Linked DNA regions of Homo sapiens: region 2 is linked to region 1. Evidence: chromatin loops called from intact Hi-C (ENCODE). Cell type or tissue: PC-3. All regions are shown on one strand. Links, peaks and the distances in the headings refer to the core of each region. The heading gives the core; the rest is flanking DNA.

Region 1 (16,366 bases), core at 3,235-11,234:
CAAACAAATTGGGGTACTGATTCATTTGGAGAATTCTATAGTTCAGAGAACTCAAAAAGTGGGAGTAAATAAGCTAAGTAAATTATTTTAAAGAGGTTCTTATAAAGGGCTCATGTGCTGGTTAATTTGGTTTGTGTTCCTTTACTGTGGTCCAAAACGAAACAGGATGATTAACCAGCATCAAGCTAATAAACTTTTAACAGCCTGTTGCCAAGTTCATTAGAAAATTTAACAGCAAAGAATTAACCCTTATATCACTTGCCCACTTGAATTTTGGTGGTTTTAAAAGCATTTATCTTACCCTTACTTCATTCCTTTTTGTTATCAAGGATTCTATTAAGAGCTTACTTCAGTCAACTGGAAAGATCAAACATCTTATATAGACCAGGATGGGGTAAAGTGAAGCGATTTTTCCCTTTAAACTGTTGTTATTACAGGATTCCTTTTTGCACTACCATTGTCTGATGCTGTAGGACATCCAAGCTTATTCTTAGACGTCACTATTCTTGCAACCACCTTAAACATTATAGAAGCCTCCTCCTTTTCCTTTATCTCTCTCCATTATCCTTACTTTGTAACACAGTTTCACAGTGATTCTAAATATTATAACCAAATAATTCAGAGCTTCAGGGACTTTTAAAATGTGACTTATTAAATTCCCAGCCTAACAGGGATTTTGTTTAGTTTAGCCCATTCTGTTTAGTTTAGTTTAGTTTAATGCATTATAAACAGCAAGGCATTGAATTTACAATAATTTTAAGGTCAAGAATTATCTATGATGGATACTCTGTACCAAGTAGTCAAAAATTATGTAGGACTTTAAATCATTTTCAAAAATATATATATAAGGAATGCCATATGCCAAATAACTAAGTAGATGGCCTTAAGTAGATGGCTGTATTTTGTTTTGGGTTTTTGTTTGTTTCTTTTTTGTTTTTTATGGGGTTTTCTTTGTGTGTGTGTGTTTGTTTTGAGATGAGGTCTTCCTCTGTCGCCCAGGATGGAGTGCAATGGTACTATCTTGGCTTACTGCAACCTCCACCTCCCAGGTTCAAGCAATCCTCCCACGTCAGCCTCCTATGTAGCTAGGATCACAGACGTGCCACCACGCCCAGCTAATTTTTTGTATTTTTGGTAAAGAGAGGGTTTCCCCATGTTGTCCAGGCTGGTCTCAAACTCCTGAGCTCAGGCGGTCCACCTAGCTTGGCCTCCCAAAGTGCTGGGATTACAGCTGTGAGCTGCCACACCCGGTATAGATGGCCAGTGTTGATGGTTACAGATAAGACATGAACCTTCCTATCCAAAAGACAATAGTTCAGATGGGATGGGGCTAGAACAATGGGCTGTAAATCAGGAGACTACAATTACCATCCCAATAATATCTTGATCCCATTTATTTTTTTACATTACTGTAATAAGACACTAAGTAGAGCCTTTGGTAAGAGTGGTAGACTTCTGAGTCTTAAAAGCTTGGATTTAAATTCTAACTCCATTATCTAGTTGGCTACATAACCTTGGAAATATTATCTACTTTTTGGATATTCTTCCCTTAAAAGTAAAATGGAATTAGTACTCTAAGATCACAGGATTGTAGCAAGGATTAAATGAGATTATGTTTACTGGCTCAGAAAGCAAAGTACCCAGAGTAGTTTCCTCCTCCTTGTTTCCTTCCTTCATCCCTCTCTCCTCTTACCCCTACTCTTTTTTCTTCCAGGTGCATTTTACTGAGGAATATTTCTCCTCTAAATTACTAGTCATAAATTTGGAATACAGAGGCTATCTCTGAAAAAAGAAGTTGAGGGATAAGTCCCCTTTCTTCATCCCTCTTCAATTTCTTTTCTCCCACCAAACTGCAAGATTAATAATAACTGACCCTCTTGACAGTAAGCAATTGATGTCAAGAATTACTTAGATTGTAGCAAAATATTATTATAGCTGCCAAAGGTAAGTCTTTACCTTCAGCAGATAGAGAAAATAGCATGTTCAAAGCTTAGCATAAATGGGCAGGAATTTTTGGGAAATAGTGAAGGACACAAAGTGGGCAGAGAGCAGGTGTGTGAGATTGTGAGGTAAGAAGGAAATGGATAGGGATAAATGAGGCTGAATAGACAGGCTGAGACCAGGTAGAGAATGTCGTATAAATCAAGATTTCCTATGCATTAACTAGATTTGCCTTAACCAGTGGTCTTCAGAAATTACAACAATTATATTTAAAGCCTATATTTCTCTTTTATTCTGGTGTCGTCCAGATTCAAAAGTTCCAGAAGAACCTCGTCATGTAGAGTAGACTTAATTATAAGGCAGCCAATATCATCAGGATGTTATTGTAGAAATTATCACTTTATAGAAAGATGGGAAATTATTTCTATGAAAATAAACATACACCTGCAAATTCATGATACATCCAATGACAGTACCAGGATAATTGAATTATTCTATTAGAACAGAATTGGGTTATTACTTATACTCTAGCTTATATCCTAATTTTCCCAAGACACATAAAGAGTCATGGAATCTCATCAGAATAAAGGGATTTCCTTTTATGCTTAACTTCTGGAAACTCCTATTAAGATATATCTAAAACTTGAGTCTATGCAGGGAGAGGCATCCTGAATATAGCACATGGAACATACTCCACCACCCAAACCCAGCTTATATTTCCAGTCACTTCTCTCTGGAATCCTTCTTCGTCAAACTCCACACCTACAAAAATCCCATGAACACACATTCCACCAGTCTGCACTGTCCCAAGATTACTGAACCTGTCTTACTCTTTCTTACACTTGAGCCTTTGCATATGCTACTTTCTCTGCCTGAAATATCTTCTTCTGTCTTATTCACCTGGCCAAAGACTAACTGTCTAATCTGCTTGAGTTATTCCTTTACAATTTGGTCAAGGTACTACATGAACAAGATAGATGGAAAATAACTGGTTGGATATTGTGGGTCACAAATTGGAGAAAGATACTAGTAGGGATCTGAGGTAGCATGGAAATCAGTGATGTCCCCATGTTTATGAAGGCTAAATTCAGAGCCCAAACAAATACTTGTGGATCATCTATCATACATATTCTTTGATGCCAGTACTCAAATGCTTAAGGAAAATCTCTCAATACAGAATTTTCCTGGTTCTATTTCTTCTCTTTTTGCTTAGAACTGGATTTAATTGTCTAGACTTTTTATAGCTGTATCTCTGCTTTCACTTTTTCCAAATACAAGCCTAGTCCTTAAAGCTCACATGTCACTGGTCACCGCATCAACTTGGACACTGTTTTACTAGATCAAATATCTAGCCAGACATGGCTCACACCTCTAATCCTAGCACTTTGGGAGGCTGAGGCAGGAGGATCACTTAAGGCCAGGAGTTGAAGACCAGCCTGGGCAACATAGCAACATCCCAGCTCTACAAAATAAAATAATAAAAATTAGCCAGGCGTGGTGATCCATGCCCATAATCCCAGCTACTCAGGAGGATAAATTGAGAAAATTGCTTAATCCCAGGACAGTGAGGCTGCAGTGAGCTATGACTGCACTACTGCACTCCAGCCTGAGCAAGAAAGTAAGACCTTGTCTCAAAAAATAAAATAAAATAAAATGAAAGAAAGAAAAGAAAACAAAAGAATAAAAAGAAGTGAAATCCCAGAAATCTATACTGACTTGTCCAAAGCTATGTAAACAAAAAGTACCAAATCAGAACCAAAATGTGGGCCCCCTGACACCCAGGTCAATATATTTTTCTCCCCAAGAATTTGAGAAGTATGTTCAGTGAAACACTAGCTTCTTGGAGTGGCAATAGCCAGTGCTCAATACATTAGTTCTGTGATCAAGTACATTTGGGAAATTCTGAATTAAACAGAGTTAAGCAGATTTATTTACTGGGAAGCCTTTAGTATGATAATGTATATTGATTTACTAAATATAACAGTGTCTTCAGTTATGTCTTCTTTCTGAAGCTCCTGTGTAACCCAAATCCGCTTGTCTGAAGATAATGGCCAGCAATGGAGAATTTAGTAAACATTATATAAAGATAGTAGAGCATATTGGTTAGGGCAAAATGCTTGAGTTCAAATGCCAAATTTACTAGCAAGGATGACTTTTACCAAGTAATTTCGCCCCTCGATGCTTCATTTTATTTATCTGGAAAACATAAATAAAAATAATAGCACTGCCTCAGAGAGTTTCTGTGATGATTACATTATTACAGATGTAAAACCCTAGAACAGAGTCTGGCATATAGAAAGTGTTCAATAATCATTAGCTATTATTAGAGGAGATAGAAAACAGGACATTGTAATGTAGGTAGCAAATATCTTAATAAATACCAATTAATGTTTTTATCTTCTCTCCAAAGGCTGCTTTGATCTGTTCAACAACCTATGGCCTTTTCCATTCTTCCTCCAACACACTGTGCTCAGATCCAGAGCCCTCCTCTTTCCCTGTCATTTTCATCTGCACTTGTTTTTTTGTTCTACAAGAAGCTTGGATGCCAGGTAACCAGACAAGCCACCTTCTATCCTGAGTTAATTTCTTCGTAGCCTCTCCATTTTTTTTTAAGAAAGCGGGATACCGCTTTGATAGCCCCACACAATAGAATCCTCCTACCACCTATTAAGAGGACCTTTTTTGGTGTACATTAAAAGTCTTTTTTCTTTGATAAAAGTCCAATATCAAATGAAAGACCACTCTTTAGGAAGCAGTGCCTTGCAGCGTGCAGACGTCAAACTTAACATCTATAATTTTATATTCATATTTCTAGGGCTTGTGACTCTTTGTAGACCATTAGAATTAGTTGTAGTACAGTTTAGGCTACTGTAATAAAGAAACTAAAAAAAAATATTTAAGCTTAAGTCAGACAGGCATTGGCTTATTTCTCATGTAAGGTCTGCATAGGCATTCCAGGGCTGTTACGGCACATCAGAAGTGATGGGAAGCCAGGCTTCCTTTATCTTGTTGCTCTATTTCTCTTTAAAACTTAGCTTCCTTCTCTTGGTTCAGTGGCTGTTCCATTCCCATCATCATATCCACATTCCAGCCAGCAGAAAGGTAGAAAAAGACAAGGGGAGAAGAAAATGCATGTTCTTCATGAAGGCATGGCACCAAAGTTAGCACATATCACACAGTTGATGCCACACTTAAGAAGCTAGGGCATATTTGGCTGTATAATCATGTACCAGCACAAAGTTCTATTGAAAGAAAAAGAAAAACAATGGTTATTCTGGGATAAATAGCAGAATCTGCCACGTCTGGGTTAAACAAAATTGATAATTTTATGCCTGATAACCCCCATGAAAAAGGCTCTCGTAACAAAAATCTCCCCTCTCCCACTTCATACCCTAAACTCTTGGCTAATTTCTTTAATCATGTTTATTCTAAACAGCCCTCAAAATAAAATGGAGTTATTATTTGGAAGGCTGAAGTGAGGATAGATTTCGTTCAAAAAAAGATAGCATAGAAAAAAATAATGGAGGTATATTTTCAAGGTTTCTAAGTACTTGAATTCAATCATTTTTAAATATGATTAAAATTTAATAATTTTTTAAAATTTAATCACCTGAATTTTTAAGAATGAATGGTTTTCTAGTCTCAGAATATATGCCTTCTTTATCTGTATCTATGTGTTTGGTTAAAACCTTTTTATCTCCTGTGCCATTTTGATCTATTGAGCAAGATGAAATCAGTCTCTATCCTTTGTTTCTACCATTTCTAATCGATCTATTTTTATTATTAATAATAATAGTTAACATTTTTGAGTACTTGCTGCTTAATTTATTTCTCCCAAATGCCCAGTGATGTATGCACTATTGTTATCCCTAGCTCACAGATTACAAAATTGGAACTAGCAAGGGCTATAGCCAGGATGCCACCCAGATAATCATCTATTGAGCAACCAACTAAAACCCTATGCAGTGCTTTATCAAGCTAACAAGCTTTTTGTACAAAAACAGAATCAGGGTGGGTGATCAAGCATAAAGCATTCAGTACAAACAAACACTGCAGAAGAAATAAAAGATTGTTCACAATAACAGAAAAACTAAAGACAAGAAAAATTTTAAGCAGTCTTTAGTGTTTTTAATTCCCTAGTTCCAATGCTTCCTAACCAAGAAAGACCATGAACAGACCACTTCGGTTCTATACAGAAATGAAAGTAGAAAATGCAAAATATTTTCATTAATGAAAATCCCAGAATTATTCAGAACTGGCAAATGATAATATGTATGGTTTTAACTAATCATTTTTCAAGAGTAGATAACAGGTTCCTTGATAGAAATCCTTGGCTTGTTTTCATTTCTAAAATGTGTGCTGTTGACTTTTCCATCACATTGCTCTAAATGAACAGGAGAACGTGGGCTGAGCCTGAACAACGAGAACTCTAAAAGCGTGCGCAGGTAGCACATTTGTGTGTGCAGATGTTTAGAAGGAAAGGTGCTCCCAGGAATTGCTAACCAGAGGATTAGAGCTCAGCACCAGACAAGCTGTCATTTTCTGTGGTTGTATTTCTGAGCTTATTTACTAGGTGGCGATATAATCTTAAAAATAAGCATTAACATTTCGGTGCCAAAGTGTCAGCTCTCCAGTTTTTTCACTGAAGCGTTTTTCACTTCCACTCCTTCTTTTCTTTGGCTCTTACTTTTGCTGTCTTTCTCTGAAATTTTGTGTCATCTGCTTTATTTTCATAACAGAAAAACTATTAAACCATAAAAGCTGGCTTGAGAAAGAGAAGCTTGAAATCCCTCAGTAGTATGATCTGAATATAGAAATATAGGATCTTCAGTCTTTTGCTATCAGCAGCTCCTGAGGGCTGACTAACAGTCAGATTTATTTGCTGCATATCTGGAATTCTTTTTATTGCTAAAACGTTAGAGAAGTAAACCCATTTTCTGGTAAATGGGTAAACATATACACATATATATCTTTCTCAATACTCCTAGAAATAGACCTCCTTGAGACCAATGAAAAGCAATACATTATCAAATGTTTTTGCAAATCCAAATCCTCCACGCTTACTTCCTCTATCTCATCTTCACACATCACACCACCAGCCTCAAAGTGTATAGTAATTTTGGAAGAACTTACAGAATTATGAATAAGCAAATATCAGTTAAGGTGCTTTATAAAGAGTTAAATGGCATTCAAATACTAATTACTATTATTTTACAATATCCAGTTCTATCATCCAGGGACAAGGTAGGGGATATCTTATCTGGAAATTAGAAATAAGAAGCCTTCTTTTTTCTTGCCTTTTAAAATTATCTTGAGAAAATATCATCCCACTGGCCTATAGATGATGACCCAGAAAATGCTACCACTACAAGTTCATGTAATTACCCACTAATGTTACATGGTCATCTACTACACAGCATTGTGCTGGACATTATGACACTGTGAGAATTACTGAGGAAGATAAACCATAATCTCTCACCTCAAGAAGCACATATGTTGGTAAAGCACAGTAAACACAGTAGTTCTGACATAATATTTCTGCACTCAGAGCTCAGAGAGAGTAGGGAAGGCAGGAGGAAGTTGAAAGAAAAATAATAGATGATTCAAACTTGAACACATCCTGGAAGGATGGGAAGGATATTGACATGTGAGAAGGGGAAAGGTGCAAGAGGAGAACCTTCCAGACAGATTGACCTTGCAACTGGGATTGAACAAGTGTTCATTTAAGCCAGAATCAATGAGGAAAGGTAATGTGGGTGGATGCTACTTAAAAGGGGGAAACAGAGAAAGATTGGCGGAGTGGGGTTTGGATTGTGGAAGGCCATGAGAAGCAAGCAGAAGAGTAGATTTAATTTGACAGCAAACACCATTTCGAGGAGCACCAGAGCAACACTGTGAAAGAGTTGTTTTAGAAAAATCAGCCTATGCTGGGCCCGGTGGCTCACACCTGTAACCCCAGCACTTTTGGAGGCCAAGGCAGGGGGATCACCTGAGGTCAGGAGTTGGAGACCAACCTGGCCAACATGGCAAAACCCTGTCTCTACTAAAAATACAAAAAAATTAGTTGGGCATGGTGGCAGGTGCCTATAATTCCAGCTACTTGGGAGGCTGAGGCAGGGGAATCGCTTGAACCTGTGGGGCGGAGGTTGCAGTGAGCCAAGATCCTGCCACTGCACTCCAGCCTGGGCGACAGAGTGAGACTCCATCTCAAAAAAAAAAAAAGAAGAAGAAGAAGAAGAAATATCAGCCTAGCCATGAGAGAGGAAGGGATTAGAGAGGAAAACAAGACAAAACAGCAAGGTGATCATTCATGCATGAGAAGGTCTGGGCTAAAAGGACAGCAGTAAGGATATATTCACAAAAGTAAATATGAGAGCAATGTCAAAAGAAAATAATGCCTAAAATCTAAGACTGACTGATTTGGATGAATGAAGGGGACAAAAGTTACTCTTGTTAACTGGGATAATGGTGGTTTCACTGAAAGAGACTATGAAATTTGGGAGGGAAAGACAGTAAATGTGGCTCTAGAAATGCTATTTTTGAGGTGACCATAGGAGACTAAGTATAAATTCCAATAGGCAGTATGAAATGTGATTTCATAGCTAAAGGGTTATAGAAAAATATGGGCACCAACATAGAGGTAATTGTTGAGGAAGGAAAATAAGAATAAAATAATTCAGCCAGCCAATTCAGTATGATTGTAACATCTATATTTTAGACACTGTGAAACACTAGAGTGAGAAGACACAGAGATGAATACGACATCTCTGGAAAGAGAGACACTCTGAAGTGTTTACAATGCAATAAAATCAATTCTATATCAAAAGTGCTAAGAAAAGGAAGAAGAAAGAGAAATCAATCATGCAGAGAAAGCTGAAGGAGAGGAACATTCTCCTAACTTGTTCCAAGAGCAGACTAGAGAACACTAAGTGGTTTAGAAACATGTTTCTTCCTTCTTGTCAGAAGAAATAGTATCTGGAACAGCATAAAGATATGAAGGAACACATCTTACTCAAGAAAGTATTAATGATCAAAAATGACTAGAGCTTAGGACACACAGAAAGAGTGGTGGGAGGTGGACTCAGTGAAGAAGGTCAAGGAGAACTCATAAACGAACTGTAATGAGTTTAACTCTATGGGGAAAACACAATGGAAGCTTAGTAAGAGAGAGTGACAAGACCTGGATGTTGAGTCTTGCCAGTTTTGGGGGAGAAAAGCAAAGGAACCAGAACGAAGGAAAGTGATAGAGACAAGTGGAGACAAGGAAGTGGAAGTGATGGAGAGAGTGGTGAGTGAAAGTGATAGAGAATTTGAGTAGAAAGCTAAAAGGAAGAAAGTTTTGCAGAAAGGAAGGAACACACAGTCCTGGTGCTTAAAATTACTTAAGAAAAAAACCTATTTATTGTTTATTAAAATGTAAGTGTCCTATGATAACGAGTTAGCGAGTTTTAAAAGATGTCCCCAATGAACCATGCCTTCTGGCATTCATAATCTTGTGTAGTCCCCTCCCACAATAAATCTGTGCTTCCCTGTGACTTCCATGAACAATAGTACATGTTAGGAGTGACATGGTGACACTTCTGGACCTAGATTTTAAGAGGGGTGGCAGCCTCTGCCTCCCTTTGCTTGGTTTTGGGAACTCTAACTGGCCACATAAGAAGTCTTCTTCCTGCTGGGTGCAGTGGCTCACGCCTGTAATCCCAACAATTAGGGAGGCCGAGGTGGGAGGATCACCTGAGGTCAGGAGTTCGAGACCAGCCTGGCCAACATAGTGAAACCCTGTCTCTACTAAAAATACAAAAATTAGCCAGGCATGGTGGCGCATGCCTGTAATTCCAGCTACTCAGGAGGCTGAGGCAGGAGAATCACTTGAGCCCTGGAGGTGGAGGTTGCAGTGAGCCGAGATCATGTCATTGCACTCCAGTGTGGGCAACACAGCAAGACGCCATCCCAGAAAGAAAAAAAAGAAAAAAGAAAAAAAGTATTCTTCTCTGGTCTGGCTATCACAAAGAGACGTCATTAAGATGTCATTATAGAGAAATCCTGAGACTACATGGAGAAGGAGGGAGGTTCAGCCCTCCCAATATCTCACACAGGCCTCCAGATTATAACAGCAGCCTGCAGATGAGGAAATAGTCATCGTCTGACTGCAACCACATGAGAAACCGCAAGCAAGAGCAACAGAATAATACCCAGCTGAACACAGTAAACCCATGGAAACATGGGAGATAACAAAATGATTGCTATATTAAGCCACAAGTTTTGGAGTGAAACCTACTCCTATGAAGCAAGGTCCATTCAGCCATAAACACTCAGCACCTATAAGGGTAAATGTCCTGTTTAGGTGACTGCTGTCTGGGAAAGGCCCCCAGCCATAGCAGGTATAAGAATCCAGAAAAGGTTGTAGCAACTCTATGTCCAGAGGACAACATAAAGGACCTGGACAGCCTGGCAAAGTGAGGAGAATATGGCTAAAAGGAGACAGTGGAAAGGCACTGGAAGAAAATGGGATTTTCTTTATTAAAACAAAACCTCAACCCTCCAGGCTTTTCTTATTTCTGGAAAAACAATTGGCCCAGTAGTTCTTCCACTCTCCTTGGAAGTCCTTGCTTTCCTCTTGAGATTCTCACATTTCAGATATTGCTGCCACCATCTCGCTAGCCTCAGGAGGGATGGTGTGCCCTTTCTTTGCTCTACATAAAGAACAAACAAAATCTCTTCCATGTTTCTCTTAGCACAGTTTAGGGAGGCTAGAACTTTAAAAGAGACCTTATTAAATACCAAGGTAAAGAAAAAGCAGCAAATATAGCAAAAGACAAAAATGATCTATTATTCAATGACTAAGATATCCAATGATATCTACTCCAGTTCCAAAGGACTGGCCAACTTCAAAGGCACCTTTCCTAGGTCCCTCACTCTTGACTTACCCCACTTATTCATTCAACAAACACTGACTGAAGCTTACTGTATATCAGACACAGCTAAGCATTATAGATTGGTAAGTAAAAGACAACATTTCTAGGAAAAAGGAACTTACAGTGTAGTGGGTGATAGTTTAATGAACAAAGAATATCCAGGAGGAACGAAAATCTCAGTTGGGGTTGGGACATTGGTGTAAAATTAAGCGAGTTTCCTTGAAGGAGTAATTGCATTCTAGAAAATGAATAAGAGTTATCCAACCTAATTTGTAAAATAGGTTTACAGAGTGTAGGAATCACAAATCCAAATACAAGGAGATGAGAAATGTAGTAGCCAAGATATAATAGACAGTTCAATGTAACTAGAAAATAATGCATGAGAGGGCCAGAGAGAAGAGATGACATTAAAGAGCTAGTCTGTGGTCTGAGGTGCCATGATTAATACTTTAGATTTTTATCCAGAAGGCTACTGGGAACTAGTCATCATAGATGATTGACATAAGAACTGCATTTTGAGAAATACTTCAGAGTCATTATAGAAAAGTTTGGAGAGAGACAAGGCCTCCACCTAAAGTATAAATTTTCTATCCTGAATATCATGATACATTTTTAATCAAGACAAAGGCAGACAGATTCAAATTCTAAGCCCACCTTGGGTGGACCCTCTGAATTTTTGTCTTTTTTGTAACAAATGTAGATTCTCCAGTAGATTCACAATAAGAATAATCCCACCTTGGCCAGGCGTGATGGCTCACGCCTGTAATCCCAACACTTTGGGAGGCCAAGGCAGGCAGATCACGAGATCAGGAGTTTGAGACCAGTCTGGCCAACACGGTGAAACCCTGTCTCTACTAAAAATACAAAAAATTAGCCGGGTGTGGGGATGTGCACTGTAGTCCCAGCTATTCGGGAGGCTGAGGCAGGAGAATCGTGTGAACCCGGGAGGCAGAGGTCGCAGTAAGCCAAGATTGCACCATTGCACTCCAGCCTGGGTGACAGAGTGAGACTCCATCTCAAAAAAAAAAAAAAGAAAAAAAAGAATGATGAATGATCACGCCTTTCGGGTAAGGCCGTACTCAAAGGTGTTTGTACTTCTCCTTCAGCCCCTTAGCACAGAACAATTTTAACACAGTACAATAATCACATTTCTCCATATTTTGTCTGTCAGATAAACCAAAGACAATCATTACTATATTTATAATTATCCCATGGGTCACCACGCAGCTCAGTTCTATTTATTATATGGCTACATGCAACAAGGAAACGAGGGAACAGGGAAAGCAACTCATAGCATTAGATGTGGAATGCCACAATGACTCATCTATCCAAGAGTTTGTAAAATTCTTCATAGGTTATGAAATGTTTTCTTCATAAATCTTTAATGTTTAGTTGCTTCTCAGTGCTGTTGACGCAGGCATTAACCATGAGAAAATGGACACACCTGGTCAGGCAAATCAAAACCTGGACAAACAAATTGCTTATTCTCTTCCTTCTAGTCCAACCTCTGGCCACTAACTATACTTCAGAGAACTTGAACCATCAATTAGTCTTGCTAAGCTGGTCTATGCAATGTCCCATCCATACAAACACAAGTCCTTCACAGGACCAGCACTGCTGGTCCAATGTTCTAGGAGCAGAAGTGAAAATGAAAACCAGATTCTTGAATTATTTTCCCAGGATTGTTTCAATGGAGTGTCTAATTTCCTGATAACAATCTAAAGAAGTCAGTGACACGTAGGGAGCAGATGAGGATCATCAGGGCACACCCAAAAAGGGTTCTGCTGTATTTTCAAGGAACTTAACTCCATATTAACCAGGACCTATTTGCAAACAATATCACTAGCTTACTTAATTGAAATAAAATGCTGAATATAATTTTAGTTGGAAACATCCATGTCACTGAAAGAAATGGGAGTAAAATGGTCTTATTTTGGAGATGTTTTCTTTCTTAGGACATCTGTCATTTCATGAACGGTTCATCTTCAGGCTCCTCCTTGCCTTAAGTGAGATTAACAGACACTCTGAATCATGTTTATTTATTTATTTTTTTCTTGTGGGAAGAACAAAATGGGGGCAAGGAACATAATTGGAATTTGTAAAATTTAAATATTTATACCCTGAAGAGAATTAAGCCAATTTGATATGGTAATGTTCTAAATGAAATGCTAATAAGCAAAAGACTATGTAATCTCACCCTGTCCTATGACAATCGTTTGACAAAATTCAAAGTCAGCTCTGTAGTTTAATGCTGATGAAGGACCAAACATTCAAGGGCAATTTTCCTGTGGTGGATGCTTAATATGAGACTGTACAAAAAGGACCCTGGTGAAAGCAAATACTTTATAACGGTTGAATTATGGCTGCATTGACTAATTGCAGTCCTGCTCCCTAAAAACCTGTGCAGGTGTGCAGAACCAAGATGAGGCATTGTTTGTAAGAAGAGAGAAGTCGCTGTGGGGAATCAGGCTGCAGAGGGCTCATTGACTTCAGTGCCAGCCTCAAGATTTGTGAGGTTAGGAGACTAGAGTAAAATATGAGGCTCCCTGACAGCAAAGCTGTTTAAAACTGACCTTGCTCACCTTGGAGGATAACCAAGGAACTGATTGTTCCACTGCACTCTATAACTGCCAACCATGAGGAAAAACAACATCAGGTCGGCTCAGGCAGTCTCCACCAGGGAGAGCTATGTTCAAAGCCTTGCGAGATTCCAGAAAATTTACCCATTCGTCAGATGTTGTTACCCTCTCAGCACTTCCTTCATTGAGTACCACAGTGTTTACATAAACTTGCTGAGGTTTTTTTTTTTTTTTTGGATAAACCTACCATACTGATAGCCATCCATTTTGAGACAAAGCCTTCCCTTTAGCAAACCAGCTTAGAGAGAGGGTGAGTGTAGCCAATCACGGTTCCCTAACTGACAATGTTGTTCTGTCCACAGTGTGGCCTAGACTAAGACAGAACATTAAGAAGAGAGAGATGATTTTTTTTGTCTCTGACAAATGGAGAGATGAAAGAAAAGAAAGTATCCTATTTTCATCCCAAGGATAGTGAGACAAAATCTCTTTTCTGAGAGAGCCCAGAAATGTCATATAAAGTATAAATTTAAGAGCTAGACTGAACCTTGGAGGTATAATGGACCTTGTCTTTTATAATTCTTTCACTATAAATATAAGGAAAGCTGGGGTTCAGAAAGTATTAATTTTGCTATGTTCACACACCTCACTGAAGAAGATTCCAGCCTTAATCAGCTCTCCTAACCTCTAGTCCAGTTCTCTTTGTGCTACATTGCCACATTGCCAATTCAAAATGAAATTATGTGCAAGACATTTATATGAACCTGAGTGAGTCATTTTAATCAAGTCAAGATCCCTTTAGATGAATTTTGTGGGCCATTATTCACTCTACTGATTTTTGGATTAGAAAAATAATAATGATTGAATTGTATTTAAAGCTCTCAGGAATCCAAAACAATGTACTTGAAAGACATATTCCTGCATGGATAATTCATGATCTGACAATAGAGTTAGGACTGGGGTAGAGTGTATCCTTGGCCTGTGGACCCACATCTTTCTGTAGGAGAGCTCTCAAAACTAGTACTGAGGAAAGATGTCTCTGAGAAACATTGTCCACTATCGCTACCATATATCCTTAAGGTTTACAAAATCCCCCAAATAATATCACATCATGTCTATTTTTTCTAAAGATTACATCACTTGGCCTCCACAGAATAGACAGAATCATTCACTTAGTACTTTTCCTGTAAGACACACTGACAACTTCATGTTTGGGTTCCCATACCTCATCCTCGGACTGTATAACACTAGCAATTTGGGTATGGAAGAGAAAAGTTATCTTCAAGATAAGAACCTACAGCAGGGATGCTCATATGCACTTTTCCTCACTAAAAGGAGGTGGGCTTACTGTTGAGGAAGCCTCACATAATAGTGATTACAAAAGAGGAGTAAATCCTAATTTTTCCTCTGGAATACTTCTGTAATGACAAAATAAATATCTTTTATTTTTTTAAATTTATGAGAATTATAATATTTTCTGCATTGGAATGGGTATACATATATTCACTGGAATAAATGTGATTCCATTATTGTTCAGAATTCTGTTATTTCTGTATCAAATGGAGCTCATCTAGTCTCATTTTCTGTATGCTCTGAGGACTGAGACTGCATGAGTATTTCTCCAAATGAGAAAGAAAAACAATTATATCATTTCTATTTCATTTCAGCTTACTTAATAAAGGAGAAACAAGAAAATGTAAAATTAATTGCAAGAGGTAGGTTAGTACTGGGAAAGTTAATGAGGAGCTTTTATGGGCTGTAATTTTTATTTATTTATTTATTTATTTATTTATTTGTTCAATTAATTATTTATTATATCTATTGGATATGGCTAGTGTGTAATAGCCATCTGAGTGCGTTTAAAGCTATAATTACCCAAAAAATGAGTCCTGCCCTTACAACTTGTAACCTAATCAGATTCAGGAAAGCAGAACATTCACATATGGAGTGAGTGGAATTTACTTAGCTATCTCATAAAGTGAGATTTCAAGGAAATTTCTTTTCACCTGATAAGAGGGTGATATCTACGTGGTCTTATTAGTCAATAGACAAGTTGATAAATAAGTTACTTGCCACCTACTACTGGAAGACACTGTGGTGAGCAAGGTGAGAGGAGAAAAAAGCATATGATAAGCTGTATTCATCCTCAAGTCAAACTAGCAGTGACCAACCACAGTGTACCAGGCAGACTACATATATCCTCTTTCATAGATTCACATTTATTCAACAACAAAGCATTATTATTCTCATTCCCTAATTTTACAGACCAGAGAGCTGATTTAGTAGCTTGAATGATCTATATCAATGATTTCTCTGTTGGCTGTTGCACTAGCCAGATATAACATGTGGTTGCCATTCTACGTGTTATTTAGAAAATTAACTTGCCTACATAATAGTAAAATAAAAGTGGTGTTTTTATATGTTTTTAAATTAGTTTTTAATTGGGTAAAATTTGCCTAATGTAAACTCACCACTTTAAAGTATTAAATTCAATGGCATTTAGTACATTCACAATGAAGAAAAATTGTATTTTAACTTATCTTTCTTGATGTTTCAGAAAGAAAGCTCATTGATATGAGAGTCTGAAGTTCTCTATTTTAGTTCTCATTTGTCCGAATCATCTCTGTGAACTTGGCTAAGTTGCTGAATTTCTCTAGAACAAAGGTATCTTTCTGTAGAATAAACAATGATTTTCATTGTTTGCATCAAAATCACCTTGAGAAGTTGTAAAAAAAAAAAAAAAAACACATGGCATCGATTCATCCCCAGAGTATAATACAGTAAGTTTGGCATTTGTGATTTTTAACAAGCCACATTTCAGAACTACTAGCCTTCATAATTTCTAAGATTCCCATATAATCTTATATTTGTATGATTCTGAAAACCGTGATTTCATAGTACAAAGCTGGAGTAACCAAGAAAACTCTTTTTAAA
Region 2 (16,366 bases), core at 4,258-12,257, 210 kb after region 1:
CAAGAATGTCAGTTACTCTAACCCTTCATTAGGCAACTGAAGAAAATTAGAAAATTTAACTTATCCAAAGGTACCCAATAAGTTGGTGTCAGAATAGAAAAAAGCATCAACTACCAACTGAAAAGGTGTTAGTTACTTTACTTAAAGCTAATAAAAAAGATAGTCCTCAACCTGGATTCCAGCTATAAAAGAACAATACAAAACAGAATATCAAAAACCTGTGGGACAACTCCGAAAGGTGAAATGTACATGTAATGAGAATAACAGAAGGAAAAAAAAAAGAGAGAGAAATGCCCAGAAGAAATAACTGAAGCAATAATCACTGAGAATTTCTCCCAAATTAATGTTAAACATTAAACCAGAGAATTGAAGATCACCAAGCAGGATACATGCTTAAAAAACGACACCTAGGCATATCATAGCCAAACTTCAGAAAATCAAAGATAAAAAAAAAAAATCTTGACCAAAGCCAAAGGGGTGGGGTGTGGGGTGGGGCACAGTTAGAAACACCTTACCCATAGAGGAGCAGAGCTAAGAATTACATCTGATTTCTCCAGAAATTATGCAAGCAAGAAAATAATTAAGTGAAGCATTTAAAATGTTGAAAGGAAAAACCCACTAACCTAGAATTCTGTACCTTATGAAATTATTCTTCAAAAGTGAAGGCAAAATGAAGATTTTCTCAGACAAACAAAAATTCAGGGAATTTGTTGCCAGAGATCTGCCTTGCAAGAAATGTTGGGAGCAAAGAAAAAGTTGATCTCATGGAGGTGAAGAATAGGTGGTGGTTAGAAAAAGCTGGGAAGAGTAGTGGGGAGGGCAGGAGGAAGGGAAGCTGTTTACTGGGTATGAAAATACAGTAAGATAAAAGGAATAAATTCTAGTGTTTGATAGCACAGTAGGATGACAATAGTTAACAATAATTTATTGTATATTTCAAAGTAGCTAAAAGGAAAGACTTGAAATGTTCCCTAAACAAAGAAATTATGAATGTTTGAGGTGACAGGTATTCTGATGACCCTGATTTGGTCATTACACATTGTATGCATATATGAAAATAGCATATGTACTCCTTAGATATTTACAATTATTATGTATCAAAAATAAATAAATATTTTTAAATGTGGTATATATATACAAGGCAATACTATTCATCCTTTAAAGGGTAGAAAATTCTGTCATTTTCAAGAGCGTAAATAAATTTAGAAGACATTATGCTAAGTGAAATAATCCAGGGATGGAAAAACTAACAACCCTTTATCTCACTTATATGTAGAATCTAAAAAAGCGCAACTCATAGAAGTAGAGAATAGAATGGTGGTTAGAGACTGGAATCCCAAAGACTGGGATTAGGGGAGAGCAGGGAAAGAAGAGACAGTAGTCAAAGACCACAGCATTTCAATTGGGAGAAATAAACTCTGGTAAAGTATTGCACAGCATGGTGACTGTAGTTTTAATAATGTACTGTATATTTCAAAATTGCTAAAAGTATAGATTTTGAATATTCTCACCACAAAGAAAAGATTAGTGTGTGAGGTGATGACTATGTTAATTAGCCTGATTTAATCATTCTATATTGTATATGTATATCATAACATCCTATTATAGCTCATAAATATATATAATTATTATTTATCTATTAAAAATAATGAACTTAGAAAACAATAAGCCATTAGCTAAGCTAACTAAGAATAATAGAGAGAAAACACAAATTACTGATATCAGAAATGAAAGAGAGACTGTAGATCTCATGGACATTAAATGGATTAAGAAAATAATGTTATGAACAACTGTCTTTGCCCACAGATTTGATAAGCTAGATGAAACAGACCAATTCCTTGAAAGACACAAATTGCAATAATAAGAAAATAAACATCCCAATTTAAAAATGGGCAAAAGATTGAAACAGATGCTTCACCAAAGAAGATATAAGCACATGAAAAGATGTTCAACATGCACTAGGGAAATGCAAATTATGACCACAATAAGATACCACTACACACCTAATAGAATGACTAAAATTAAAAAGACCCTACTAAGAGTTGGTGAGAATGAACAGCAACTGAAATTCTCATGAAATGCTGTTGTAACTTAAAATGGCACAACCACTTTGTTAAATGGTTTGTCAGTTAATAAAAAATATAACTTACACCTATCATATCAGCCACTCAACTCTCTTAATTATTTACTCACAAGAAAAGAAAGCCAGTATCTACAACAAGACTTGTAAAAGAATATTTGTCTTTATTTGTATTAGCCAAAAAACTGTAAACAAACTAAATGGCAAATGGATGAACAAATTTAGCATACCCATACAATAAACTACTACTGAGAAATAAAAAGAAATGGAGTGTTGAGGTGGGTAAAAACATGAATGAATGTCAAAATAAATACATTGAGTTGAAGATGCTAGACAAAAAAGAGTGCATACTATATGATGTCATCTATATTAAATTCTAGAATTTGCAAACTAGCCCATAAAACAGGGATTTGGATCATTTTCTGAACGGTACAATCCTGAACACCATAATGCCAAATGCTGAAATTACAGAAGATCAAAAATGCCTAATGTCCAAATTCCTACTGTCTAAACTTCCTAATGTCTAAAATCCCCCAGAATCACAATCACAAAATAGTTGCATCATGTTTGATTGACTTATTACCACGTTATTGTCTAAATGCAGAAAAAAAATTCAATTGAGTCCGCAAACTATAATGATGGATTTGGAATTAGATGTGACCAAAGCTTCTAAAAGTGAGTTTCAAAGTGTTGCCAGTAAAGTTTGTTTTGCTCCATTCAACCCAATGCATTTGTTAGAAAATTCAGATGAGTGGATTGGCCATGAGATAATGGCAATGATAAAAACTGCAGTTTAAAAATGTGCCATTTTCCTGCGTTGACATTCCTTCTAGCTGATGACCTCCCAAGAGATTTTAATTAATTAAAACCACATTTGCCTGAAGAAGCCAGTGAAGTTACTGACTGGCTTTAAAACAATTATGTGCATGGTAGGATAAGAAGGCACTTATGCAATGGTGTTGCTATTTGATCACCAGTATTATTTCCACCAAATTTGTGGTCTGTGTATGAGTACATGCAAAGTGGGTTTTCAAGTACCAAAAACAACATACAAGCATAGCATAGAAGATAGAAATACTAGTTTCAGTGTATATCAAATCACAGAAGAATTTCAAAAAGAGAAATACCACATAGAAAATGAGTGTGAATGTATTCTCCAATGGCTATGTCAAAAAAGAAAAAAAAGCAGCTATTTATCATGTTGTAAGGCCTTAAAATATAGTTAATAATCATGAAGATCAGCAACCTCTTATACATTGTCTGCATGCAATTGCCCATAATCTATCCTGTCACCTCGTCATACCCTTTTTCGTATGTTGAATTTTCTATTCAGTTTTTTATTTTTTTCTTTTATTTCATTTTTCCCACTATTTTAAATTGTCAGCATTATTTTTTACAATTCACTATGCTGTGTATTCCATCTTTGCATCATTTCCAATACTGGAGCCATAAATTGTGTTGGACTATTAGTGAGTTCAAATTCATTTTATACATTTTTTGCAAAAGTGCCTTCATGGAAGTGCATTATCATAATGTTGACTGTATGTAAACATGATGCATATACATTAAAAAATTGAAACTTCCTCAGTAAGTGAAGAGATGTCCTTTTTGTACATTTGCATTTGTGACAGATAAAATTCATGAGATCCTGGGTCTTTGGAGGGCTGGCTCAGTGGTGATGCTGGCTTTTGGTTGAGCTGGTCAAAAACTTCAGTTGTGCATCACAGTATTTCAGATGACTGCAATTATAAAGCTAGGTACACACAATTAGCACCCATAGTAATAGGTTGTATACATTTTGGTTTTTCACCTATTTCTTTATGGATGTAGTTCATCTGCTCATAACTATTATACCCATGTGACTGTCAATAGTATACCTCAGTGTATTATGCTTGCAAAAATATGTATGTTATTGTTGCCTACTTTATTGCATAAAGTGACCTATGAAGTGTTGTCATGTTTTTATATGTTTCTCAAATAAATCCATTTAAAAAATGTAAACAAATATCTTTTTACAAATTTTTTAAATTTTTTCCAAAATTGTATTTCTAGGATTTTGAGATTTGGGGATTTCAACATTTGGGATTATGTCATACAGGATTGTGTCTTTTGGGACTATAAAGAGCTCCCATGACAAAATCCTATTAGACGTGCCAGAGGGACGGCAGGGGAGAGAAGGAGAGTCAGAGAAGTTGGAGGGGAGAATTACAAAAGGGCAAAAAGAAACTTCAGGGTGTGCTGCAATGTTCATTATACCGACTGTGATAATTTAATGTGTATACATATATGTCATAACATCAAATTTAACATGTTAAATATGTGCAGTTTATTTCATGTCGATATACCTTGATGAAGGTATAAGTAAGTAAAATATTACTCACGCAACATGCTGATGTGATAACAAGTATGCTCTAAATTACGCTAAAATTATAGTTCTCAAATTTAGAAGTGTTTTCAATACCTTTAAAAAATAATCAAACATATTTACTACAAAATTTCAACATTAAGAGATTTCTTCCTGGCCTCTTAGTCAAATTTAAACGTAATTAAACTGTCATTAAATTAAACTGTCAGTAAAATTAAACTGTCATGGGTGGGGGCAGGGGGAGGGATGGCATTAGGAGATATACCTAATGCAAATGACGAGTTAATGGGTGCAGCACACCAACATGGCGCATGTATACATATGTAACAAACCTGCACGGTGTGCACATGTACCCTAGAACTTAACGTATAATAAATAAATAAATAAATACATACATAAATAAATAAATTTAAAAGTAAAATGTATATTTAAATGTAAAATGTTTTTAATAATTTTCTGAAGTTCTAACACCTTAGTGGAAAAAACTTATTCTTAATATTATTAAAAAACCCAAAAGTGATGCCAAATGGCATTGTTTTTGAGGTCTGAAGCCTTCTTCCTTGTAGATGTTTTCAAAGTGAATTTTTTTCTCCTAAGTAACCCATATTTTATACAACCAACATTCGTTTGACATTCTTACTCTTTAATTTACACTAGTTTGTGAAAACCGAAACATTCTGAGTTAAATCAAAGCAAGGATGCAAGTAGATTATTTTATCCCTGTCTCATTTTCCAAAATCATAAGTCCAGCAAAGTAGTATATACGAAAATTTTCAGGACAAAATTTTTTTAGTAAGAAGCAAGATCTTTTATTTTACGATCTCTTTTCATGATCTCTGCCATTTGCTGTAAGTCGTCTTCCAAAGGATATTTTTGCTTTAATGAACTCAATGTCATAATCTCTATACATGTATAATAAAAATACTTTGATTCTTTATTATTACCCATTAATAACATGATTAATGTGCCTTTCAAATATCAGCGACCTGCAGTGCAAATATAGAGCACTCTACCTCACACCTCTAACCTCAGGCGCAAGCTGACTCTTTGTAGACAGATTTTTAAAATTATTTAGCCATCTATCTTGCTCAACATTTACTACGATTTCAGTTTGCATTGAAATGAGAAATGCAAAGAGTTAATCAGTAACAGAGCTAGTATATTCTGTTTTGCAGCATTAACTCATCTTCATGCTTAAAGGCAGAATGCCATTCTTTCTCACTATTCCAACTACAAGTATTTAGAAGATGATTATCTCAAAGCTCTTTAAGTGTTTTTAAAAGCAGGCTAAATATTTTTTAAACAATTTTAATGTTAATGTCTTTAGACAGGCATGCACTCTCCAAGTGGTTGTATCTCCACCACTCTCTATAGCAAGCCAGCCATTTCACAAATTTCTATTATGGCTGGTCCACAAGGTATTTCAGTTTTTCACACCTAATTTATAAAGCATTAGAAGTTTTAAATTGAAAGACTGTTAGGAGTTTAAAGGATCTTAGAAATATATACCCAACCTTCTCACTTTACTAGTTAAACACAGATAAAAGATTTACTCAACACTAAACATTAAATTACCAGCAGAATAGCAGATAAATCAAACTTTCTCACTCCTAATATTCCTTTTCCATTACAATGCTCTAGTCTTTCTAGCTTCTAGTCTTAAACCTAAAATTTTCTCCCCATATAATGTAAGCTTCAAGAGGGTGGGCTATTTATCTCTGAAGTCAAAAACATTCAGAACATTCAAACAAATAAGTGATTATGAATTTTTGATAAATATATGGGTGATGCTTGGTCAGAAGTGGTGTGAGAAGCAGGAGAATCAATATTAACTGATGTAAGTTACTTCCCAGGTATTTCATATATGTAATTGCATTGAAGCCTTCCAAAAACTGCAGGAGAGAAGTTGATGCCCCATTTTATAGATGAGTAAATTAAATACCATAGGTGACAGTATACACAGTGTGCCTGATTCTATTATCTTATACTCTGTTCACTACAATGGTCCATAGCTATAACACAAAAAACCAGTAGTAACATTCTTGGTTTTAATATATTTATGATGTCTACACAACATAATAAGAGCACTTGTAATATGGTAGACATTGTGGGTCAATTTTTATGGCTTTAGTGCTATTATCTTACTAAAATGGAGATTTTATCCCCATTTTCCAGATAAGAAAATGAGGCAAGACTAATTTTAAAACTTACTTAAAGTCAAACTGTGACATGGCAGGATCAGACAGACATGCAAGGAAGCTGGCTCCAGAGTTCATGTCTATAACTAGTACACTGAACTACCACATAGACTAAAATGATGGTTCTGAAAGTATGGTTCCCTGAAGAGCAGCAGCAGCAGCAGCATCACCTGATAATTTGTTAGAAATACAAGTCATTGGGCACCACCCAGACCTATTGAATCAGAATCTGTGGGGCTGACACTGAGCATGCAGTATCTTAACAGACTTCTGATGCACAATAAAGTTTGAGAACCACTGAATGAAAAACATGAAGCAATTGTTTTTAAGATGCTCTTACTCACCTTTTCGTACACTTCTAGAATTTTTCCACGCATGTACATACTTTTAAAAATATATATCAAACTGTACTGTTTTGTCATTTTTTTCTCTAATCAATGTGTCATGAACATTTTTGTATATTGATAGTATTTTTCAAGACCGTAACTTTCAACAGCAGCTTAGTCCTCTTTCAAATGCACTTAACTTACTAGTGAAGTCCCTGTTGTGTCAAGAACCATGAAGAGTCTGAGATTTTTACCCTACTTGTAAGCCAAAAAGTTAACCTGTTACTGATTCATGGATGGTGACAGAAGACACAAGACTGTAAGTAGGAGAAAAAAGATTTTATCACTCACAGAACAGCAAGAAATAGAATCATCTGCATATTTGCATTGTCTTCCCCTCCCGTCAAGTCCCAGGAAGGTGTACCATGCTTTCAGCTGACACCTGTATACAAAAAAAGATTGCATTACAAGAGAAGAACCCAGGACCAAAAGTCTGAGGCTTTTTGACAATCTGCCAATCACTGTAGCCAGCAACACATAAGCCAGGGCTTCTCCTCTCAAGGCATGTGCTGTTATAAATTACATGGTAGTCAGGTTGTGGTCACCTTGACCTACTCATTTGACTATGTGACTAGCTACATAAGCTACTCAGAACACAAAACATATAAGCCTTGCAATCTGGAACACTTTCCAAGAATGTGGATGAATACTCAGGACCCATGGGGGATACCACTCTCAACAATTGTTGGACATTTTGAGTATTTTAAAATTTTTATTATTTTCAATAATGCCACAGTAAACCATCATGTGCTTAAAATTCTTAATTTCTTGTTATTTACTTAGGATACATTCCTGGAAATAAAATTGCATGGTCAAAAGCCTCTTTCTCTCAGCTTTGACTAATACTTCACTGAAGAGATTATGTGAAAAACCCCATTTTCTGCAAATTCTTACCAACACTAGGTAGTTTTCTGTATTATTAAAATTTGGAATGTCTTTTTAAAAAATCACATTATTAATGCTAATTATAATTAGATCTCTTTGGTTATCACTAAAGTAAACTTTTTAATACGTGTATTAGAATTTGTATTTCTTCTGTGTTTGACCCGTAATAGTATTTGCCTTTTTTTCTTGAAATTACATATTTGAATTATACATAATTGACATATCTTTAATAATCCTCATAGGCTTCTCCCTTATTATATGTGAACACCACATATATATTATCTATATATGTCCACAATTATCTTAATAATAATCTGCTGAAAGATTGATTTTCTAATTATTGCTGAAAGACTATACCACTGTAAATTTTTTTTTACCATTTCTTTAGGTAAACTACAATTAGAATAATCCACTTTTGAAAGATCACTCTGCTGATCAAATAAAGCATATTTTTCAATACAATTTGCTATTGAGAGTTCTTAGATTCTGTAGTAGGAGGATTACAGGAAAGTTTCAATAAATTTTTGTTGTAAATTTACATAGGTCTTTCTTTGTTAATGATTTGGTACTGATGGTTCTTGCTCATTTCTGGCAGCAGTCAGTCCTGTTTTAATGTAAGCCCATGATTTCAAAAATAAGAATTTGCACTGGCTATCAAAATCTTATTTTAATACATATGTATCAGTTTACTCTCTGCAGTAAAAATATGAATATATTTCCTAAGGATATTTTTTTTTGTGGTGCCCTCTGCTGCCTGTGGTTCTTATTTCCGCTTTGTGACATAACCCTGCAAACTACAGTAGAACTGTACATAAAGGAGTTATGCAGAACAGGGAAGTATTATTACAAGTGAACATCTAAATGACTCCTCTCAGCTCTGCTCATCCTCCCAGTTCTGCTCTGCCATCTTTATTCTTAAATCTATTGATTCCCTGTACATTTCTTCCATGAGCCTCTACATGGCTGACAACAGCACCATCCTAGCACCAGCCACACTCCACATAAAAATGCAATCACCAAAATAAAAATAAACTGCAAAAGTGCTTTTAGGAAACAATTTGTGACGTTCCACTAAACTACACTATTGTTTAGTCTTCATGCCCATAATTCTAACAGTTTCTAAATGGTCTTCTCATCCTCCTTCAGAATGAACCATAAACTTCCTGAAGACTACAGTTCATAAAAGAAATCTTTATAATATGAGGTAGTGCTATAATGGAAATATTGATAAATTTTAGCCTTCACACAAGATCAATGGTCTCTTGAGCCAGTACTGACCTTGATATTATTTTCTATAATATTTACCTAGGGTCAATAAATCTTGATTGTTGATACCAACTTCAGTCAATATCTGCTTACTACAGTTGGAATACAAATAAGTAAGCAGTTTTTTAAGTGAATATCACTAGCAGTATTTGTGTTTTCTTCTTAAGGTATTGTAAATCTTGGTAAAGATTTACAAATAAATCAAAAATGTCTTAAGTCAAAATTACTTAATTTTGGAGAATCAAGTCCTTTCTGTTGCATAATGGGTATGGAACATTCTATCTGGGAGTGATTATAAAAGTCAAAAAGAGAATAGTATGCTCATATTAAATTATTTGCCATGAAATGTGAAATTTCCTGAGTGCATTGAAAATCCAAAGAGTTGGTCCCAGTCACCCAGCAAGTAGGAAGCAGGCCTCTGGTATGCAGCTGAGCCAAAGCTGGTGGATGGGCAGGTATGAGAGCAAATACAGCAATGCCACTGTGGACACAGACCTGGAGTGTATGGTGTCACTCTGGAAAAGCCATGAGTTACAACCCTTCAGGTTACAAGTAACCAAGGTTGCTGGGTGGGCATGCAGGGGTTGTCAGGGTACCTCTGCAGGCTCATTTTGCACTATGTAGTTTCTGCATTAGGAGGACCACATGAAAGTGTAAAACAAGTCTATGATGAGGCTGTGAGATCACTGAGAGGGTGTGCACTGTGGGCATATAGCTGAGGCATAGCACACTGTATGTACTGACATTCCTGCACAACTGGCTCATGATGCAACTTCAGCAGCATAAACAAAACATAGCACCAGACCCAGCAGAACATCCCTTACCCTACTAATGTCCCTCCAGTCTAATCTACTAACAAAGCTTGACATTATGCTCATTTTAAAAGAGGAAAAGAAATTCCAACAAAAAATTTTATACCCAGCCAAATTAAGTTTTCTAAGTGTAGGAGAAGTAAAATAACTTCCAAACAAGTAAATGCTAAGGGAATTCATTCCCACCAGACTTGCCTAACAAGAAGTCTTTAAGAAAGTGATAAACATGGAAATTACAGACCATTACTGGCCACCAAAAAAAAAAATGGTCTATATATGTGCTTATGTTTATAGACCATTGACACTATAAAGCAACTACACAATCAAGTCTACATAACAACCAGCTAACAACACAATCACAGGTTCAAATCTGCACGTATCAGTAATAGACTTGAATGTAAATGGGATAAAGGCCCCACTTAAAAGGCACAGAGTGGTAAGTAGGATATCAAAGGATGATCTAACTATATGCTGTCTTCAAGAGACCCATCTCATGTACAATGATGCCCATAGGCTCAAAGTAAAGAGATGAAGAAAAATTTATCAAGCAAATGGAAAACAAAAAGGGCTAGAGTTGCTATTCTAATTTCAGACAAAACAGATTTTAAACCAACAATGATTTTAAAAAACAGACAAAGAAGGGCATTACGTAATGGCAAAGGGTTCAATTCAATGAGAAGACTCAACTATTCTAAATATTTATGTACCCAAAACTGAGCACTCAGATTCATAAAACAAGTTCTTTGAGACCTACAAAGAGAGTAAGATAACCACACAATAATAGTGGGAGATTTCAATTCCCCACTGACAGTACTAAACAGATCATTAAGACAGAAAAGTAACAAAGATATTTGGGACCCAAACTCAGCACTTCACCAAACTGACCTAACAGACATCTACAGAACACTCCACCTAACAAAAACAGAACATACAGTCTTCTCAGCTGCACATGGGACATGCTCTAAAATCAACCACACACTGAGCTATAAGACAAATCTCAACAAATTTACAAAAAAAATGATACCAACCACACTCTTGGATCACAGTGCAATAAAAATAGAAATTAATACCAAAAAGATCTCTCAAAACCATACAATTAGATGAAAATTAAATTAAACAATAGGCCCCTGAATGACTTTTTGGCAAACAATGAAATTAAAACAGAAATCCAAAAACTCTTTGAAATTAATGAAACGGAGATACGACATACTAGAATCTCTGAGACACAGCAAACACAGTGTCAAGAGGAAAATATATAGTGCTAAACATCCATATTAAAAAGTTACAAAGATCTCAAATTAACAACCTAACATCACAACTAGAGGAATTAGAAAAACAAGAGCAAGCCAAATCCAAATCTAGCAGAAGAAAAGAAATAATGAAAATTAGAGCTGAATTGAATGAAATGGAGATGAGAAAAAATATGTAAAAGATCAATGAAACCAAAGGTTGATTCTTAATAAATAAATACGATTGACAGACCACTAGCTAGACTAATTTAAAAAAGAGAGAAGATTGAAATAAACACAATCAAAATTGACAAAGAAGACGTTACCACTGTTGCCACAGAAATACAGAAAACCCTCAGAGATTATTACAAACACCTCTATGCAAACAAACAGAAAACCTAGAGGAAATGGATAAAGTCCTGGAAACACAAGACCTCCCAATATTGAACTAAGGAGAAATGGAAACTCTGAACAACCAATAAGGAGTTCTGAAATTGAATCAGTAATAAAAAAGCTACCAATCAGTAAAAGCCCTGGACCAGATAGATACACGGCCAAATTCCACCAGATGTATAAGGAAATGCTGGTACCAATCCTACTGAAACTATTACTAAAAGTCAAGGAGAAGTGACTCCTTCGTACCTCATTCTATGAGACCAGTATCATCCACATACTGAAACCTGGCAGAGACATAATGAAAAAAAGAAAACTTCAGACCAATAACCCTAATGAATATAGATTTAAAAATCCTCAACAAATACTAGCAAACTGAATCTGGCAGCACACCAAAAGGTTAACCCACCACAATCAAGTAGGCTTTATTCCTGGGATGCAAGGTTGGTGTAATCTATACAAATTAATAAATGTGATTCATCACATAAACAGAACTAAAAACAAAAAACTACATTACCTCTCAACAGATGCAGAAAAGGCTTTCCACAAAATCCAACATCCCTTCATGCTAAAAATCACTAACAAACTAGGCATTGAAGGAACATACCTCAAAATAATAAGAGCTACCTATGACAAACCCAGAGCCAACATCATATAAACAGGCAAAAGCTGAAAGCATTCTACTTAAGAACTGGAACAAGACAAGGATGCCCACTCTCACTATTTCTATTCAACAAAGCACAGGAAGTCCCAGTCAGAGCAATCAGGCAAGAGAAAGAAATAAAAGGCATCCAAGTAGGGAGAGAGGAAATCAAACCATCCCTGCTTACAGACAATATGGATTTACATCTAGAATACCCCATAACCTCTGCCCAAATGCTCCTTGAACTGATAAACTAACTTCAGCAAAGTTGCAGGATACAAAATCAATGTACAAAAATCAGTAGCATTTCTATACACCAACAGCCAAGCTGAGGGCCAAATCAAGAATGCAATCCCATTCATGATTGCCACAGAAAGGATAAAATACCTAGGAATACAACCAACCAGGAAGGTGAAAGGCCTCTACAATGAGAATTACAAAATACTGCTCAAAGAAACCACAGATGACATAGCCAAATGAAAAAAACATCCCATGCTCATGGATAGGAAGAATTAATATTGTTAAAATGACCATACAGCCAAAAGCAATTGACAGATTCAATGTTATTCCTATCAAACAACTAATTACATGGTTCATAGAATTAGAACTGTTGACTGAAATTCATTTAGAACCAAAAAAGAGCCTGGCTAACAGCCAAGGTAATCCAAATCAAAAACAAACAAACAAACCTGGAGGCATCACACTACCCAACTTCAAACTATACTACAAGGCTACAGCAACCAAAACAGCATAGTTCTGGGTACAAAAACAGACACATAGACAACTGAAACAAGATAGAGAACCCAGAAATAAAGCCATACATGTACAACCATCTTGTCTTTGAAAAAGCTGACAATAACAAACAATGGAGAAAGGACACCTTATTCAATAAATGCTTCAGGAATGACTGGTTAGCCATATGCAGAAGATTTTAGCTGGACCCCTTACTTTTGACCATATATGAAAATCAACTCAGGGTGGATCAAAGACTTTAATGTAAAAACCCAAAACCACAAAAACCCTAGAAGAAAACCTAGAATATACCATTCTGGACATAAACCCTGGCAAAGACTTCATGATGCAGGCTCCAAAAGCAATTTCAAAAATAAAAATTGACAAGTAAGACCTAATTAAAGAGTTTCTGAGCAGCAAAAGAAACTTAATAAACAGACAACCTGCAGAACGGGAGAAAATATTTGCAAACTATGCATCTGACAAAGTTCTAATATCCAGAATCTATAAGGAACATAAACAAATCACAAGCAAAAACCAAACAACCCTATTAAAAAATGGGCAAAGGATATGAACAGATACTTCTCAAAAGAAGACATACATGCAACAAAAAAGCATATGAAATAAAGCTCAATATCACTAATCATCAGAGCAATGCAAATCAAAACCACAATGAGTTACCATCTCACACAGTCAGCATGGATATTATTAAAAAGTCAAAAAATAACAGATGATGGTAAGATCACAGAGAAAAGGGAACACTTACACACTCCTGATGGGAGTGTAAATTAGATCAGCCACTGTGGAAGGCAGTCTGGAGATTTCTGAAAGAAATTAAAATAGAAATGCCATTTGACCTAGAAATCCCATTGTTGGGTACACACCAAAGGGAATATAAATGGTTCCACTATAAAGACACATGCACATTTTGTTCATTGCAGCATTATTGACAATAGTGAAGACACTGAATCAATCTAAATGCCCATCAGTGGTGGACTGAATAAAGAAAATATACATCTACACCATGGACTACTATGTAGCCATAAAAAAAAATGAGAGCATGTCCTTTGGAGCAACATGGCTAATCTAATTTACATTCCCACCAACAGCATATAATCATTCCCTTTTCTCTGCAACCTTGCCAGCATCTGTTATTTTTGATTTTTAATAATATTAATAGTTATGCTGACTGGTATGAGATTGTATCTCATTTTGGTTTTGATTTGTATTTCCCTAATGATTAGTGATATTGAGCTTTTTTTCATATGCTTATTGGTTGTATGTATGTCTCCTTTTGGAAGTGTCTGTTCATGTCCTTTGGCCACTTTTTAATAGGATTGTTTGTTTTTTGCTTGTTGATTTGATTATGTTTCTTATAGATTCTGGATATTAGACCTTTGTCAAATGCATAGTTTGTCCTTTGTAACAACATGGATGGAGGCTATTATCCTAACTGAATTAATGCAGGAACAGGAAACCAAATAGTACCTGTTCCACTTATAAGTGGGAGCTAAACACTGAGTACACATGGACACAAGGAAAGGAACAATAAATACCAGGGCCTGCTTGAAAGTGGAGGGTGGGAGGAGGGTGAGGATTGAAAAACTACCCATTCGGTGTTATGCTGATTAACTAGATGACGAAGCTATCTGTAAACCAGAGCCCCATTATATATAATTTTCCTATGGAACAAACTTTCACATGTACCCCTTGAACCTAAAAGTTCAAAAGAAAAAAAAAGATTGCAGTCCATTATATTGGAGCAGGTGCTGAAGGGCTAATTTGGAGCTGAGAGGCATAGAGTCAATAACCATGTTCCTGAACACATTCACACTTTGGTCATTGTTATTTATCCCTTTGAAAATTGTCTGTTGGTGTCATAATCATATTTTTCTCATGGGATAATTTTATATCTATTGTTTCTACAAATCCTTTACCTGTTAACAATGCCAATTTAAATAGCTCATCATTTATATTTTGTTTATAGATTTTGGACATAGCAGAGCTTTGAATTTTATGTAGAAATAATGTACTTTTTTGCCTAAATTTCTCTTGTCTATATGCTTAAAGTTTTCCTATTAAGATCAGACAAATAATCGCCTACATTATCTTCTGCTCTACTTTCTTTTTATTTAAAATTTAAACCCCACAGGGAATTCTCTTTAATATATGATATGAAGTAGCTATCTAATTTTATTCTTCCCCAAGTGTTTTCTAATTATCTCAAAGCCTAAAAGAGCTATTTTTCCAATTGTCTTTATTTTATGTCATGTTATTAAATAATTGATGTTTACAGAAAGAAAAATTGATTTTATGTATACCTATGAACCCATCACACATATGTAACAGATGTTACCTACATCACACATATGTAACAAACTACATGTTACAATATAGCCATAAATTTTTAAAGGAAATAAAATGTTATATAGAGAGCTATAACCCCTCTCGGTTCTCTGTTCCTCCTTTCTATTTTTTCTGAGATGGAGTTTCACTCTGTTGTCCAGGCTGGGGTGCAGGGGTATGATCTTGCCTCACTGCAAACTCTGCCTCCTGGTTCAAGAGATTTTCCTGCTTCAGCCTCCTGAGTGGCTGGGATTACTGGCACCCGTCACCACACCTGGCTAATTTTTGTATTTTTAGTAGAGATGGGATTTCACCATGTTGGCCAGGCTGGTCTTGAGCTCCTAACCTCAAGCAATCAGACCTCCATGGCCTCCCAAAGTGCTGGGATTACAGGCATGAGCCACTGCGCCCACACTCTGTTCCTCCTTTCTGCCGCCCTCATTTCCCAGAAGTAACTAACATCCTCATATTGGTATATAATATTAGCCTGTATGTTTTAATATTTTTATCACATATGTATGTATACTTATTTGTGTGTTTTATGAGTGTATGCAAATGGTATACTCTATACATCCTTTAGCAATTTGCTTATTTTTTTACTCAACATTATGCTTTTCAAATGTATCCATGTTGACAGATACACACACACTTCATTTTAATACTATGTAATGTTCTAGTTTATGAATAAATCACATTTATTTTTCCTTTCCCTAAAACTTCGAGACAGTGTGAACTGAAATGGTTGTAATGACTTACCCTCTCACCTACAACACATGAAGTTTGCCCTTGTGCCACAACTCTACAGATTGATGTTATCAGAAATTTATTTTTGTAGATGAATTGGGTATAGAAAATTATCTCGTTTTTATCCAATTTGTATTTTCCTGAGTTACTAGTAAGATTATATGTACTGACCATTCAAATTTAATTATCCATGAGTTGCCTATCATAAACTTTCCCATTTTTCTTGGAGAAATGTACAAACAGGAGGTCAATTGCTGCAGTACGGAGAGCCATGGGCTCAAGGTAGA

Evidence for each region. A loop is a pair of places that touch in the nucleus more often than their neighbours do. Peaks named below come from ENCODE experiments on the same cell type or tissue, not always from the same donor. Only the 100,000 strongest peaks of a DNase experiment are listed, where the experiment ranks them.
Region 2: a loop joins it to region 1, with 3 times the contacts of the local background. A loop is called at or near these places in 2 of 110 quality-filtered maps.

The regions. Positions count from the first base shown.
Region 1 is chr3:102,526,828-102,543,193 of GRCh38, reverse strand. No RefSeq gene overlaps it. Among named protein-coding and RNA genes, the nearest start is that of ZPLD1, 100 kb to the right of the region's middle. RefSeq lists a silencer at 6,375-6,669. In PC-3, for the core only: CTCF peaks have their summits at 6,324 and 6,525; a DNase peak (open chromatin) is centred at 6,513; H3K27ac peaks cover 569 bases.
Region 2 is chr3:102,315,822-102,332,187 of GRCh38, reverse strand. No RefSeq gene overlaps it. Among named protein-coding and RNA genes, the nearest start is that of ZPLD1, 110 kb to the left of the region's middle. In PC-3, for the core only: a CTCF peak has its summit at 8,672 (motif pointing left); no DNase peak of the experiment used is centred there.